Linked DNA regions of Homo sapiens: region 1 is linked to region 2. A link is a loop called in an ENCODE intact Hi-C map of the cell type or tissue named here. Cell type or tissue: Calu3. All regions are shown on one strand. Links, peaks and the distances in the headings refer to the core of each region. The heading gives the core; the rest is flanking DNA. Region 1 overlaps ACSL5 (acyl-CoA synthetase long chain family member 5). Region 2 has its middle 33 kb from the start of MIR6715B.

Region 1 (2,920 bases), core at 282-2,781, 57 kb after region 2:
TAGTTCTCCAGGCCTAAAAGCAAAGGTAACAGAATGATTTATTTGTTCCTTTTTTTTTTTTTTTTTTTGGAGACAGAGTCTTGCTCTGTCACCCAGGCTGGAGTGCAGTGGTGTGATCTCAGCTCACTGCAACTTCCGCCTCCCAGGTTCAAGGAATTCTTGTGCCAGAGCCTCCCGAGTAGCTGGGATTACAGGCATGCGCCACCAAGCCCAGCTAACTTTTTGTATTTTTGGTAGAGATGGGGTTTCGCCATGTTGGCCAGGCTGGTCTCGAACTCCTGGCCTCAAGTGATCTGCCCTCCTTGGCCTCCCAACGTGCTGGGATTACAGGCGTGAGTCACCGCTCCTAGTCCAGTATGATTTATTTCTTGGCTGGACTTTCTACCTACTTATCCCATGTAGATAACTTCATTCCAACTCTTCTAAGCCTGGAGGAGTAGAAGGATCTTGAATAGTCCTTAATGTGTGTCAGAAATACACCCCTGTCACCAGCCACCATCCCTATCCAATACCTTACCAAAGTATTGATTAGGGAGCAATCCTCTCCAGATTGGCCTGAATGACTTCTTATGATCTAAGATTTGGGGGTTTAAGGGTGGGGTCTTTGTACTGCAGGGAAAATGAGTTAACTGAGAGTATATGGAATAAACAATTGTGACCTGGAAAACTGTTCATTTGCTCAACAACCACTTGTTGAAAGTTTTTTATGTGCCAGGCATGGTGGGGGCATCAGAGACACAGCAGTAAACAAAATTAAAATCTCTGTTCCAAAGAGAACATCAGCTCAGTTGGCACAATGAGTGATAAGGAGCTAGGACTATTTCCCAGTGAACAGTGTCATGGAGAAGAGAACAAAGTCCATGACACTGACTGGAAAGGTAAAGACAATATTCAATAAGGTGATCAGAAACAGTGAGCCTCCGAGGAAGTGACATTTGAGGTGAGGCCTGACCTATCAGCAATACACAACCATTTCAGATCTGGGGAAATGTTCCAGGCAAAGAGAAGAGCAAATACAGAGGCTTCCAGATGGGAACAGACTTCGAATAGGGTTTGAGTGGGATATATACATAGGAAAAATACAATCTTTTAAAAGATAGAGACTATCAAAAGAAAATGATTTTTAGCCAATAGGGATAGTATGAAAGATTCATAGCAATAAACATAGTTGACCAAAAATTTAAATATTAGAGTAGAAGGAGCCATTTAGGACATTTATCCAAAGAAAAGGAGACTAAATGAAGACATGCTGCCCCAAGTCCACAAAAGGAAAAAAATCCGAAGCTGAATATGGGGTGATCATAACCTAGACACCAAGAATGGTCCAGGAAGCATGCACAGAGGTGTGAAGGCAGAAGGCGTCCTTCAGCTAACTTGGGAATAAAACATGTTAGGAGCCAGGAGATGAGTGACTGTGGCTCCAGTCATCCATCCACAGGAGAGGGGAAGGCCCTGGAGTGGATCAAGGACAAGGATGGTGGACAAATGGGCATCCTGGGGTCTGAGGCCAAGGCATGTCACCATCACCACGTCAAAAAGTGGAGTAAGCCTTTTGACATGGGACATCCTGGTGTGTACTGGGGCTTGTTCAGCTATTTGTATATTACGTGAAACAGGAAATCCCAGACACAGCATGACAGAGCCCTCTTTCCTCTTTTCTTTACCACTATTGTGCTTTTCCCTACCGTAACCAGGAGTGATGTTAAAAGGAAGAGGAAATGCCAGTCACGCCCACTGCTTACAGGGGATTCTGTGGAGTGACTAAACCAGAGCTGTAGTTTGAGTCACACAGGACGTGTGACAAAAGGAGGGTGACTTTTTTCCCCCTTGTTTCTTTGAACTTACTTGGAAGTGTTAACAGATTCTAATGGTTAGAATGGTAAACAGAGCTTCCTACTCCTGTCGTGGTTTGACCCAGGAGTCTCACCTTCTCTCAGGCCCTTAGTTTCTTCCACTTAAACAGTGAGAGAGTTACATGATATGGTTGCAAATCCTCTCAGCGCTAATCTTGTAAGGTTAAAAATGTTTGAGTGTATTGGGCATTAAAAAGGAGACTATACACCAGGCACAGTGGCTCACGCCTGTAATCCCAGCACTTTGGGAGGCTGAGGTAGGAAGATCACTTGAGCCCAGCAGTTCAGAACCAGCCTGGGCAACATAGTGAGACACCATATCTAAAATAAAATTGTTAATTGTAAAAAAATAAAAATAAAAAAGAGATTATCAAGATAGTAAAAAGACAACCTACAGAATGGAAGAAAATATTGCAAATCATATCTCTGATAAGTGTTGTGTGTATATATATATATGACCTAATTTTTAAATGGGCAAAAGACTTGAGTAGACATTTCTTCAAAAAAGAAATACAAATGGCCAAGAAGCACATAAAAAAATGCTCAACATCCTTAGTCATTAGAGAAATGCAAATCAAACCCACAATGAGGTACCATTTCACACCTACTAGAATGGCTATTTAAACAGACAAAGAGAAAGTAGCAGTGTTAGGGAGAAGGGAAAGAAATTGGAACCCTCTTACATTGCTGGTTGGATATAAAATGGTGCAGCTACTGTGGAAAACACTTTGGTGGTTCCGCAAAAAGTTAAATATAAAATTCGCATTGACTCAGCAATTTCTCTCCTAGGTCTACACCCTAAAGAACTGGAAAAAGATATTCAAACAAAAACTGTATAGAAATGCTCGTAATAGCTTTGTTCACAATATCAAAAGTAGAAACAACCCAGATATTCATCAACTGGTAGATAGATAAATAGATAGATAGATAGATAGATAGATAGATAGATAGATAGATAGAGTGTAGTCTATCCATACAATGGGATAACATTGAGCCATAAAAAGAAACGAAGTACAGACATACTACCCCATCAATGAATCTTAAAAATTATACTATGTAAAAGAAGT
Region 2 (2,920 bases), core at 196-2,695:
TCCAACATGGTGCTGGATTTGACCCAAGTTTCACCTGGGACCTTATTATAAGCTCATTAACATACTAGGTCACACACCCACCAGTGCCACAACAGTCCCAGGAACAGCCATATTTAATGTAAAAATGGGTAACATCACAGTTCCCAGAAATCTCCACCTTTTTCCAGGAATCCTCATGAATGTTCTACCCCTTGGTTAAAGAAACTCATGAAGGTAGAAGCCCCAAATTCCATTGCGTGACTCTCTCTCAAGTCTGCCCGCACTCCCCTTTCCTGAGTGTGTACTCTTCACTTTGCAGTAAATCTCCATACTTTCACTACTTTCTGATTTATCCTTGAATTCCTTCTCACAGTGGTGTTAAGAGCTTGCACACTGGCTGGGGTCAAGGTCCCACCAGCATTTGGGGACCTCCCCTAGCCCACCAGTATCAGTTCAATCATCTGTCTGTTAGCTACATTTCTTGCCCTACTGGAAATTCCTGGGTGGCAGACAGCACTCCTACCTCTGGGCCCTATATCTGTACTCTCTGGTACTTAGCAGGAAGGAAGCATCGCATGGAAGAGCAAACACAGCCTTTGGAGACAGACTGGCTACAAATCCCAATCTGCGTCTTACCAGCTGGGCAGATGACTTCACCTCACTAAGCCTCACTTTTTCCCTCTTGGAAATGGAGATCATGTTACTCCAATATTACTACTATTGGAGTTAAAAATGAATTAATAATGGAGTTAATTGCTAATTATTGAGATCACTGTCCAATAAAAACATAATACAAGCCACATGTGTATTTTTACATTTTTAGCAGCCATGTTATAAACCAAACAGGTGAAATGTATTTTATAATGTTTTATTTAACCCAATGTATTGAAAAATCTTATTTCAGCAAGTAATCAACATAAATATATTAGCAAGATATTTTATATTTTTTTTTTGCTAAGTCTACAAAATTCAGTACAAACTTTATAGCACATCTCAAATTGAACTAGCTACAATTGCAGTGCTCATTATCCACATGTGGCTGGTGGCTATCATATTTGGACAGTGCAGACTTGCCCCATAGGAGTGTTGGGGAAATTAAAACAAGAATATGTACTTCTTTTAGCACCAGTAATAGAATTATCTATGATCGTGATAATACTATTGCTACTACTAACAATCAACATTTACTGGACGCCTGTTACAGGGAAGGCATGGCACTAAGCATTTTGCATACATTAGTCCTCACACAACCCTATGAGTCAGGTACTGATGTTATCTTTACACACAGGAAAACTGAGGCCCAGGGTTGTTAAGGTCACCTGGCCAGTAAGTGGCAGTCAGGGTTCAAACTTCAACGACAACTTCTTTGCTGAATTGTCCTTCATCCTCTTAATCCATCAAGACTTCTCTTATTTAGACATGAAGGCCTATTTGTAACTCAAGAAGAGTATTATACTCTCCAAACTCCTTCCCAGGCTTGCCCAACTGGGTTGAACTTTTTGGGGACAGGACAATGAGGCTCATTCGTCTGTGCCTCCTACGCCCAGAATCGGGTCTGATCCAAATTAGGCGCTTGATCAATATATGTTTGTTGCCTTGAAATGTCTATGGCATCTCAGAGTCTCTCTGATACCTGATATAGAGGAGGTGCTGATCAAATAGACATAGAGAGACTTGTTTCCAAACTACAATCGCCCCCACGGAGCTTGGCCCAATGCCCAGACCCATGGCAAGGCTCTAAGAGTACAGTACATTTTCTGTTACTCGCAGTCCCCTTTCAAAGAACATTGGCAGAGTAATTAACCTCAAAGGGCCTACCTGTGCCTTGATCTAGCCTATTGTGTCATCAGTAGTGGCCCTACATGATCCCAGAATGTGCACACTCCATCTCAGGAGGTAATGATCCTTCCAAAGCAAAATGCCAAGCTGTCCTCTGTTTTCCTGGCACAGAGTAGAGGGTAGACTCAGTGAGCTAGAGTAGGTGATGACCACCAGGGAGCTCTTCCCCTTCAAAGTGCCATGCCCACCTGCCATAGCGTTTTTCCAGAGAAACCTTTGGGTTAATGCTTCTTGAAATCTGATGCCTACACTAAAAAGGTCAAATCTGTTAGTCATTCATGGCTTGGTGAGAACTTACTTACTAGCTTACTCTTCACTTCCAATATAAATGATGTTGGCTGTTTTGATGGGGGCAGGAGGCAGATAATTAGAGTCCAGAATACTTCTTTGTGCTCGGTGGGAAGAGAAGGAATAAGTGGGTGAAGGGAAGGAGAGAAGATCCCAGGGTAGGAAAAGATGCCAATGTCGCATCCTCCCAGTTTATAACCACTGCCACTTAAAGAATTTTATATGTACATCTCCAGACTATTTTTTTCCCTAGCTTTTAAGCCATCCAAAGCTGGAAACAAGTCCTTTCTTCCTACAAAAGTGACCAGAGTAGGATAGACTCTTAACAGATGCTCAATAAAATTTTAATGAAATAATAACAGTGGTGGTCCAGGGTTGCCCATGAAGACCCAATCACAGAGACGCTTCTGCCTATTGACCTTGCTTTATAACAATCTGCTGGCTTCCTGCTAAAGCCTAGGAAATCAAAGTCTCACAGAGATATGGGACTCAGCTCCCTAGAAACAAAAAGCAATAAAATCCTTGTTGAAGGAAAGCCGTTAGACTTCAATTGGGCCAGCCTCATTCATTCTACCTACGTGGAGGTCAAGGTCTAGAGAGGGGAAGTGGCCTGGCAAAATCACTCAATAAGTCAGTGGCCCATTAATCCAGGAGGGCACAGCTTGTGTTTCATCCTTTTTGCCCTCTCAACACCCAGATGAGTCTTCCCCACAGGAGTCTGTTGGTTGATTGATGGTTGGACTAATGACTAGCAGTGGACCACCACCCTTCACCGTGCTGCCCATGACTGAGAGGTTTCCTCACCGGACTGACT

What was found. A loop is a pair of places that touch in the nucleus more often than their neighbours do. Peaks named below come from ENCODE experiments on the same cell type or tissue, not always from the same donor. Only the 100,000 strongest peaks of a DNase experiment are listed, where the experiment ranks them.
Region 1: a loop joins it to region 2, with 2.9 times the contacts of the local background. A loop is called at or near these places in 2 of 110 quality-filtered maps.

What each region holds. Positions count from the first base shown.
Region 1 is chr10:112,387,888-112,390,807 of GRCh38, forward strand. All of the region lies in intron 1 of ACSL5 (acyl-CoA synthetase long chain family member 5), which reads left to right. Among named protein-coding and RNA genes, the nearest start is that of ACSL5, 15 kb to the left of the region's middle. RefSeq lists silencers at 1,592-1,721, 1,742-1,791. In Calu3, for the core only: no CTCF peak of the experiment used is centred there; a DNase peak (open chromatin) is centred at 1,704.
Region 2 is chr10:112,330,949-112,333,868 of GRCh38, forward strand. It overlaps the pseudogene GUCY2GP. Among named protein-coding and RNA genes, the nearest start is that of MIR6715B, 33 kb to the left of the region's middle. In Calu3, for the core only: no CTCF peak of the experiment used is centred there; a DNase peak (open chromatin) is centred at 1,683.